2 separate regions of the Homo sapiens genome follow, and region 1 is linked to region 2. A link is an interaction called in ENCODE POLR2A ChIA-PET data of the cell type or tissue named here. Cell type or tissue: Caco-2. All regions are shown on one strand. Links, peaks and the distances in the headings refer to the core of each region. The heading gives the core; the rest is flanking DNA. Region 1 has its middle 39 kb from the start of PHLDA1-AS1. Region 2 has its middle 140 kb from the start of PHLDA1-AS1.

Region 1 (5,383 bases), core at 124-5,123, 98 kb after region 2:
TATGGCTAACCAGTTTTCCCAGCACCATTTATTAAATAGGGAATCCTTTTCCCATTTCTTGTTTTTGTCAGGTTTGTCGAAGATCAGATGGTTGTAGATGTGTGGTGTTATCTCTGAGGCCAAGCAAACTTAATAGACATCTACAGAACTCTCCACCCCAAATCAACAGAATATACATTCTTCTCAGCATCACATCGCACTTATTCTAAAATTGACCACATAATTGGAAGTAAAACATTCCTCAGCAAATGCAAAAGAAAGGAAATCATAACAAACAGTCTCTCAGACCACAGCACAATCAAATTAGAACTCAGGATTAAAAATTCACTCAAAACCCCACAACTACATGGAAACTGAACAACCTGTTCCTGAATGACTACTGGGTAAATAATGAAATTAAGGCAGAAATAAATAAGCTCTTTGAAACCAGTGAGAACAAAAACACAATGTACCAGAATCTCTGGGACACAGCTAAAGCAGTGTTTAGAGGGAAACTTTTAACACTAAATGGCTATAGGAGAAAGTGGGAAAGATCTAAAATCGACACCCTAACATCACAATTAAAAGAACTAGAGAAGCAAGAGTAAATCAAAAGCTAGCAGAAGACAAAAAATAACTAAGATCAGAGCAGAACTGAAGGAGAGAGAGACACGAAAACCCTTCAAAAAATCAATAAATCTCCAGGCGCGGTGGCTCACGCCTGTAATCCCAGCACTTTGGGAGGCTGAGGCAGGCAGATCACCTAAGGTTGGGAGTTCAAGATCAGCCTGACCAACATGAAGAAACCCCGTTTCTACTAAAAACACAAAATTAGCTGGGCATAGTGGCACATACCTGTAATCCCAGCTACTCGGGAGTCTGAGGCAGGAGAATCGCTTGAACCCAGGAGGCAGAGGATGCAGTGAGCCAAGATCGCGCCATTGCACTCTAGCCTGGGCAATAAGAGCAAAACTCTATCTCAAAAAACAAACAAACAAACAAGCAAACAAACCAACAAACAAAAAACAATGAATCCAGGAGCTGGTTTTTTGAAAAGATTAACAAAATAGACCGCTAGCCAGACTAATAAAGAAGAAAAGAAAGAAGAATCAAATAGACACAATAAAAAATGATAAAGGGGATATCACCACAGATCCCACAGAAATACAAACTACCACCAGAGAATACTATAAACACCTCTACACAAATAAACTAGAAAATCTAGAAGAAATGGATAAATTCCTGGACACATACACCCTCCCAAGACTAAATCACGTAGCTTTTCATCAGCCATAAAGAAAGAATCTGATTGAGCCTGGTTTCAGGAATCCCTGAAAATTAACGATAATTTTATCCAACATATAACCTATCCATGTAGAACCAGTGTCTTTGACATCTTCTTTCCCTTTGTTAATAATATTTGTTGATCACACTTGAATGGATCACTCTATCTTTAATAACTGCAGTATATGAAAAATGTTTGCTCCTACTTCACAGGCATTTGAAAGAAGCTTAAGACCTTTTCATGATCCCAGGCGGCACATTCACAATATTATACAAGATCCTGACAATAGACTCAAGCCTCTTAAGCAATGCAAGGGACTACCATTGTAGACAATGTTTTTATAACACCAGAGACACTTGAGCCTATTCTTAACTTTCAATGACCTTTCCAACAGGACTTGTTCAAATTTAACCTAAGTCAACTTTCCATAGTATCTAGAAGAGATCCATGCAATCTTTATCTAGGCCTCTCTCCACACACTCTTTGAAGTTACATTATTTCTTAATCACTCTTCAGCCATTGGTAAATACACTGCCTTCTCCAAATCAAACAAAAAGTCTCCATGTTCTCCAGCTAGTGGATGATGTCAGAAGAAAAATTGAAGGAAACGTTTATATTTATGCCACAAGTCAATACATTGTGACCTTCACTTTAGCTTTCAAGAAAAGCAAATCAGATAACTAGAAATGGCGTAGTTTGTCACAAGAATGTATTTCAAGAACTCAGTTATCAGTTTTGTCATTTTCTAATATCACAGGAGTGTAGTCATTGTGTGCTCTGCAAATATAATTTGCCTTCTTTGCAGTTGCTTCATTTTTCCATGCACAGAGCTTTGCATTTGAAAGTATCTTTGCACGATGTAGCAGAACCCTGTTAAAAAAGATTAGAAATTCTAAAGGCTAAAGGACACATCTTTTCCTCTTCTCTGAAAAATGCAGACTCAACATTAGAGAAGGGCCAGATGCGGTGGCTCACTTCTGTAATCCCAGCACTTTGGGAGGTTGAGGCGGGTGGATCACCTGAGGTCAAGAGTTCGAGACCAGCCTGGTCAACATGGCAAAACCCCCATCTCTACTAAAAATACAAAAATTAGCCAGGTGTGGTGGCACACACCTGTAATCCCAGCTACTTGGGAGTCTGAGGCAGGAGAATTGCTTGAACCTTGGGGACAGAGGTTGCAGTAAGCCAAGATTATGTCACTTCACTTCAGCCTGGGTGACAGAGCAAAACTCCTTCTCAAAAAAAAAAAAAAAAAAAAAAATTAGAAAGGATTTGTATTTTGACATATGCAGTGCACATAAAACCAGAATAAGAACCTACCATGGATTCCTAGTACATCGTGTACTAGGAACTCCCCCTGTAGTTTCACCTCACACAATCCACGATTTTATCTCACTACTTGCTGTCATGTAACCTCCCCTTTGAATGGGATGGCTTTTTCACTGTCCCTTACCCCACCTCCCTCCCTCAACTCCCTACCCTTCCCACCATATACTTATTCCTGCATGCATGCCTTTGCCCATTGTTTTCCACTCACCTAAAATACCCTCAACCCACAAGTAAATCCATAAATATATTAAATATAGGTGAAGATGCTGCACTTTCTACCTTATCTCTTCTAGATTTAGGCTTGCAAGGCTAAATTCCCCAGGCTTCTTTATCCTGAATGATAGCAACCACTGCTTTACTTGGCACTGTAATCAAATTAGCTAGGATTCGCAAATGAATGCTTGATTGAATTGGAAGAAACACTTTTTCGTCTCAGTCATGCTTTATATTGAGCGCTTTATTCAAGGGAAAAAAATTAATTGCATAAGCATAGGTATCTTTTATGTGAAATGTCTGGGGATTTTTATTGTGGTAAAATATATGTAATATCAAACTTACCATTTTAACCATGTCTAAGTGTCCCGTTCAGTGGCATTAAACACAATCAGCTTGTTGTGCAACCATCACCACCATCCATCTCTAGAACTTTGTCATCTTCCCAGACTGAAATTCTATACATTGAAAAGCAACTCCCCACTCTCCCCTGCCACCACGATTCGATTTCTGTCTCTAGGAATTTGACTACTGTAGGAACCTCACATAAGTGGAATCATACAATATTTGTCCTTTTGTGTCTGGCTTATTTCACTTGGCATAATGTCTTCAAGGTTCATCCCTGTTGTAGCATATGTCAGAACTTCATTTCTTCTTAAGGCTACATAATATTCTATTGTATGTATATATCACATTGTCATCCATTCATCTGTTGATGGACATCTGGGTTGTTTCCACCTTTGAGCTATTGCAAATAATGCTGCTGTGAACATTGGCGTACAAATATCGATTCAAGTCCTTGCTTTCAATTCTTTTGTGTATATACCCAGAAATGGAATTGCTGGTTCATATGGTAATTTTTTTTTTTTTTTTGAGACAGTCTCACTCTGTCTCCCAGGCTGGAGCACAGTGGCATGATCTTGGCTCACTACAACCTCCGCCTCCCGGGTTCGAACGATTCTCCTGCCTCAGCCTCCTGACTCACTGGGATTACAGGCACACTCCACCACACCCAGCTAATTTTTTGTAGTTTTAGTAGAGAAGGGGTTTTTACCATGTTGGCCAGGCTGGTTTCGAACTCCTGACCTCAGGTGATCCACCCGCCTCAGCCTCCCAAAGTGCTGGCATTACAGGCATGACCCACCGCACCCAGCCTCATATGGTAATTCTATGTTTAATGTTTTGATGAACCATCATATGGTTTTTCACAGTGCTGCACTCTTACATTCCTTCCATCATGTGCATATAATTTTAAATTATAGCAAAAGATAAATATAAATGTAGATCCTCACTCATTGACACTTTGCTGTTTTTAATCACTGTTTAGGGCAGGTGCAGTGGCTCACACCTGTAACCTCAGCACTTTGGGAGGCTGAGGCGGGTGGATCACCTGAGATCAGGAGCTCGAGAGCAGCCTGGCCAATATGGTGAAACCCTGCCTCTACTAAAAATAGAAAAATTAGCTGGGCATGGTAGCAGGCACCTGTAATCCCAGCTACTCAGGAGGGTGAGGCAGGAGAATAACTTGAACCCAGGAGGCAGAGGTTGCACTGAGCCAAGACCATGTCACTACACTCCAGCCTGGGCAACAAGAGCAGAACTCTGTGTTAAAAAAAAAAAAAAAAAAAAAATTACTGTTTAGTTTCACTAGAATAGTACCAAGAGATGGTAAAAATACCACTCATCCTGAGCCTTTCCCAGAACTTTGGCATTAAAGGGGCTCAGAGCACGTTAGCATCAAACACTCTTCTTGCATGCAGTCTTCTTTGAAGCAACTTTATCTGAGACAAAATTATCAAAGAAAAGGCTCATTTGCCCTTTGAAGATTCCTCTGAACAACTTTTGCTTCCCATCTCCCTCACAGCAAAGTAGAATTCCCATAATTTATTAAAACAAACAAAAAAATTTTCAGAAGTTTCCATAGCAGCTTGCTATTAAATGTTCATGAATAGGCTTTTTTTAAATCTGAAAGGTATTCTATTTCCCTCCTCCCACTATCTCCCACTCCAATCAATCTTGCATCTGCTAACAATTAATTGAATTTAGTTTTAAATACTAACCACATTAACTGCTTCTTATTCAGCTTTGGCACAGAAGTAGGATGTTACCAAAATCCCAGCTGGTAATCAGAAATTAACTTCTTAAACCACATGCAGCAAGACACTAAAATCATATAAAGGGAGTTTTCAAATATCTGCCTTGAGCACTTCCCATTTGTATTTCTCTCTCCTTTCACTCATATCTTGTATTATTTTAGGGCTATACCACAACATGTAGCACTTAATTCTATTCCATATTATTATTCCCTTGATTTGTGTATTGTCATTTGTCTTCCCAGCTACGGTGTAAACACTTTCAAAGCAGGTTCTGGATGTTATGTTTCTTTTTATTTCCTATCTGCATCGTAACACAGCACTCACTTGTTGGTCCAAAGAACATACTTGTCTGGCTGATTCCTTGAGGTTCACAGTGGCTCACATTGTGAGTGCTCAATAAAACATTAAGCAAAATCATTCACTAACATGGCAGGAAAAAATTAAAAATTAAGAAAACATTAAGCAACAATCTTTTTGTCCA
Region 2 (5,383 bases), core at 107-5,106:
TGTTCCCTAGATCTCATCCCTAGATCATTGTCCATTCTTCTCAGATGCTTCCCTCAGCATTCAGGGCCCAGGCTCCAGGAATCAACATTGCTTCAAAATAATCTCATAACTAGCTTCTAGACCAGTTTTCAGCCAGTCTCTTTTTAAATCTTCTTCACAAAAATTTTGAGGCTAACCCATCCGATTTTAATCTAAGTAAGGAGAGGACAAAGATTATTTACTTGACCAAATTTTGGGCAAGCTCCTGAAACTTCTCCTAGGCTCATCTGTGTACTTTCTTATAAAGTCCAGTTTTAACAAAGAATCCTGCTGAGTCAGTTTAGCAAGCACTTCCACCCTTGATATCCGAGCACCCTCTGTATCTGGCTGGGTTCCTCCTCCTCCACCATCCCCCAGGTGATGTCTGCTTACCCTGGCCTGTCTTCAGTAAGAATCCTGTTAGGTCAGTTTAGCCAGAATCCTCCCTTGCCCCTGAAGTTTCCTCTTAGTAATTTTTTTTATCTAATGACCCCCACCGTGCTTCTTCCATATAAATTCCCACTTGCCCATGCCGTATTCTGAGTTGAGCCCAATCTCTCTCCCCCACTGCAGAATCTGATTGCAGTGATCTCTATACCTATTAAGATGGTCCTGAATAAAGTCTCCCTTCCTGTGTTTTAACAAGTATCATTGACTAGTTTTTTTCTTTAACAGAAAGGAAGAGATGGTATCAAGACATTTTCTCTTTATTATGGGTAGGTATGATATCACCTGTGGTAACTTTCATTTGTTCTGTACTTCCATAAAGCTAAGGAGCTTGGCTGAATAGGCTCAGCAGCCAGCTCTGGGCCCACACAGTCCTCTGTTCATAGAGGGGAAAGTGTCAGCTCACAGTTCTTCACTCATTCTCTCCATTCTACTTTGTCATTCCTCTGCTGTTACACTGACCTGCTGCCAGGTAAATGAAACTGACTTTTTTATTTTTATTTTTTGAGACAGAGTCTCACTCTGTCACCCAGGCTGGAGTGCAAGTGGCATGATCATAGCTCACTGCAGCCTAGTACTCCTGGGCTCAAGTGATCCTCCCACCTAGCCTTCCAAAAACCTCCACAGGTGCACACCACTACATTCGGCTTTTTTTGTTTTGTTTTGTTTTGTACACAGGGGGTTTCCCTTGTTGCCCAGGCTAGTCTCCAACTCCAACTCCTGGGCTCAAGCAATCCTCCTACCTTAGCCTCCCAAAGTGCTGGGATTACAGGCGTGAGCCACCACATCCAGCCATAAACTCTGACCTCTTGGGCAGATGGAATTTCCCTCAAACATAGTAGATTCCCCTGGCATAGGGTAGAGGGGGGATCCTTGAGAAAAACTGGATCATATTCTGCATGGCATATATTTCAAATATTATATTCTTACACTGTATTGTATATATTAGTTTGTAATTCTGTTTTCCCCTCTAAAGTGTCAACTTCATCAGGGGATGTTACCTCCTTAAAGGAAAAAGTATATTTTATTTATCATGGTTTTCTCAGTGCCTTACACATTGTAGATGCTCAATAAGTAATTGTCCATCTTCATGTACTGTTGTTCTTTTACACGGTCCTCAGGAACTCAGCAGAGGGGACTTGAGACAAAGGAAAGGAGCTTAATGGACCTCCCTCACAGGAATAACATTTAATAAAATAAGACAATAGGAGAGTAGGCCTGGGAACCATAAAGAAAGAAACCCCTAAAACAAGATTCAGGGAGGGGAACTATAGAAAAGAGGGAACAACCAAGGGCCATGTGTCAGCAATAAGAGATAAATATCTTAGAAAGTACTGATCTAAGACAAGCCCAGATCCCCCAAGTGCCATTTCAGAGCTTAAAGCAACTGCAAAAGACGAGGAACGGACTTTATCAGTAAGGGTCATGTTCCTCACCTCACTCCCACATTACACCCTACACACATCTCCCTCACTCCACAGGGACTTGATGAATATCATCTGTCAGCCTCCTTCCTTTCCTGGTTTCTCAATGAGCCTGTTTCCCTTCTCTTCCTTTATAAACCCCCCCCCGCCACATGCATTCTTTGATCTTGATAGGGCCTTATCTATCCCATATCCTCTGAAAGATAACCAGCTACTCAGAATGGCCTCTTCCTCACCACTGTCAGTTCCACCCCCGGCCACCTTGGCAGCAGTTCCAATCTTGCTTCACCTTACTCGCCACAGGCATTTAAGCACACCCAATGGGCCTAATCTTTACTGACCAGCAATGCCTGAGTAACTGATTTGAATAACCTAGATTTTTTTCTCTCTGGCCTGTAAAGAATTTCATGGAAAACCCACAGGCCTCTGCTGCTGGCTGCCATGATGAATAGCCATGTTTATTTTTCTGGTGTCTCTGTCTGTTTCTATTACACTGATGTGCTGTGTCCTGGTATCTCTACCTCTATTACATGGATGCACTGTGTTCTGGGAGTCTGACAAAATAAAAATATAACAATAACAACAACAGAAACCCTGCAAAATCTGGAGGATATCTTAAAATGACAGCCATCGTTGTCAGGACTATAGCATAGAAGGAGAGAGCTTGGGCATCTACCAATCTTGGATTTGAATCTTAGCTCTATTATAAGACTTTTTGCAAATTACTGAATCTCGCTGAGCCTTAGTTTTTTTAATCTGTAAAAGAGGACAAGAATACCACCTTCCTCGCAGGGTTACTGTGTACTTTTAACCATTCTGCCCACTACACAACTGCAATCCAAAAACATTGCACTTGGTTCCTCCTTCACTTATTTCCAAGAGATCCATGAGATCCCTGGTATCACAGAGTGAACCATGCTAGCCTAAAGGAGATACCATCCGAGTTCTGTTCATTATTTTTAACTATATTTAAGTGTATTTGATTCTTCAACAACTAGAGCCTAATTTTTTTGTATTCAATGGAATTTTTTTCAGGAAAAGAATCTGCACTAATTTATATGACTGATATACAGAGTAAACATAAAGGTTCACGAAGCCAGTGGTTCACAAACTGAGGACTACACATACCCTGGAGGCCTCAAGGAACACAAATTCATGCACTCGTTACGATTCATGTGAGGACTGAGTGAACAATGCTATGTAAACACACACAGATATATCCACATATATTCATATATATGCAACATTGCTGTTTCAAATATAGGTTGTTTATATAGAGGCTATTAATAAAATATATTTTAAAGTGTTATTTAATTTATAAAAGCTTTTATCATTGCCTATTTTCTCAGCCAACATTTGCTATTATAACACGTTGTGGTTCTACATTTTAATATTAATATTAATAATTAAATTGTGACACTGTTATTACTAGTAATGTCTATTATTAATTGTTAATAATAATAGCCAACATTTATTATGTGCCAGGCACTGTTCTAATGACTTAACATACATTATGTACTCACATACTCATTAAATCCTCACATGATCCTATACAGTAGACCTATTATCATTTCTAATTTATGTATTAGGAAACGGAGGCACAGAGAGGTGATGTTAACTTGCCACAGAGCTGGTAAGTGGCAGAGCTGGGATTCAAGCTCAGATATCTGGTTCCAGAGTCCAAGCCCTCTGTTTTCACATTTAATCAGTGGAGAACTCAGGTTTGCAATCATATATTGGTGTCACTGTTTTTAACCAAAAAATTATTTGTGACCTTGACGTTGATTTTATTTTCTATGAAAATGAGCATATTTCTAAGAAGATACAAACTTTGATATATGTGTGTACACTGGCATATATACAACCAGACGTACAACCAGGAAATCTGTGATAACTAAATTCAAACAAAATAATAATAGCTGAACAATGAGAACACAGGGACACAGGGAGGGAACAACATACACTAGGGCCTGTTGTGGGGGTGGGGGAAGGGAGAGCATCAGGATAAATAGCTAATGCATGCGGGGCTTAACTCCTATGTGATGAGTTGATAGGTACAGCAAACCACCATGGCACACATTTACCTATGTAACAAACATGCATGTCTTGCACATGTATCCCAGAACTTAAAATAAAATTAAATAATAATAATAATAAAAACAGTTCATGCTGGCTGGTCTGCCTACATATGCTCCAATCCAAGTAAGTCACATGGGCCAGAGTAAGTTTCCATTAATGGCATTTCCTTTGATTCTCATTTTGTCACCATCTTGCTGCTTTCACTTTTCTCTGCCTCTGTTAGGTAATTGGCTTTCCAATATTGAGCTATTTGATCCAATATTGAGCTATTTCCTAAATTGGGAGGTAACAACAACAGAAGCAACAACTACTGAGGAAGTTAAATGCAATAAAAATAGAATGACACATTTCAACTTTTCACCTCTCCACTTGAGATACATGAACAGTCACACTCACCTTCCATTTAGTTGATTGAACTTTCGAGAACATTCATTGACTCTCTGCCATGTGCCAGAAATTATGTTTGGAGCTGTAAATATGTGAATAGAACTAACAATGCACCAATACAGCACTGTCTAAAAGATTCCAGGCAGGCCATTCACTCAACTTATAACTGTATTGCAAGATAGAATGTCATCAATACCATTCACGGGACAAAATTCTATATGAGAATTGTCATTCTGAACAAGAAGCGGTAACTCCAAAAGAATTAGTCATCTGATAGGAAGCCTTCCTTTCTACTCTCTCCCAAGAGCTCTCTGTAGCATTCCTGTAGCCACCTGGAATCCACATTCAGATCAGCAAGGCAAGACCTCCTTATGCAGATCAGAGAGGCAAGACCCCCTTACACGACTGTGGCCACTTTTACTCCAGAAACAAATTCATTTAGGCTGACCTAAAAGGTGACCTTTTTAATCCATGTTCTCTGCTGATCTCCTCCACTTCCTCCCAGTTTTTCTTTCTTTAATTCAGTATTTTTTCTCCTCACCTTTCTCTTCTTCATTGTCCTCCTTCTCTTAAGGTATGCTATTCCCCAGGATTATTTCCACGAGGTGACTAATGTCATATTGTGTGATGCTTCTTAGTTACCATTTCAGAAAGTGACATTTTTCAACCCTGTCTCCAAATTCTGAGGATTGGTGCTATTTAGAAATGTATAGCCCCTTAAGCCTTAAATATTCTATATTTGATGGCCCTAAATCATCCTTTCTTGTCCTTCTGAATCAGAATGAGTCAGAAGTTGGATAAAATATCAATGTCAAAAACAACTTTAGAAAAAGTAAGGAATCCAAAGAAAGGTTTGATGTGAAGAAAAACATAAACAATGAGACAATCACCTGCAGGAACTCCCACTACACAGACACCTAGGATACACGGACTCTTTGGGAAAGTATACTACAGACAGCATACTGAAAGTATAAAGAAATAACTATTCTGGGTGAATAGCTACAATGGCACTGATCTGTAGTCTTTCC

What was found. ChIA-PET counts read pairs that join two places held together with the same protein. Peaks named below come from ENCODE experiments on the same cell type or tissue, not always from the same donor. Only the 100,000 strongest peaks of a DNase experiment are listed, where the experiment ranks them.
Region 1: POLR2A ChIA-PET joins it to region 2 with 11 read pairs; 2 of 35 experiments call an interaction of 5 or more read pairs at or near these places.

Annotation. Positions count from the first base shown.
Region 1 is chr12:75,988,771-75,994,153 of GRCh38, forward strand. No RefSeq gene overlaps it. Among named protein-coding and RNA genes, the nearest start is that of PHLDA1-AS1, 39 kb to the right of the region's middle. In Caco-2, for the core only: no CTCF peak of the experiment used is centred there; no DNase peak of the experiment used is centred there.
Region 2 is chr12:75,890,933-75,896,315 of GRCh38, forward strand. No RefSeq gene overlaps it. Among named protein-coding and RNA genes, the nearest start is that of PHLDA1-AS1, 140 kb to the right of the region's middle. In Caco-2, for the core only: no CTCF peak of the experiment used is centred there; DNase peaks (open chromatin) are centred at 389 and 2,119.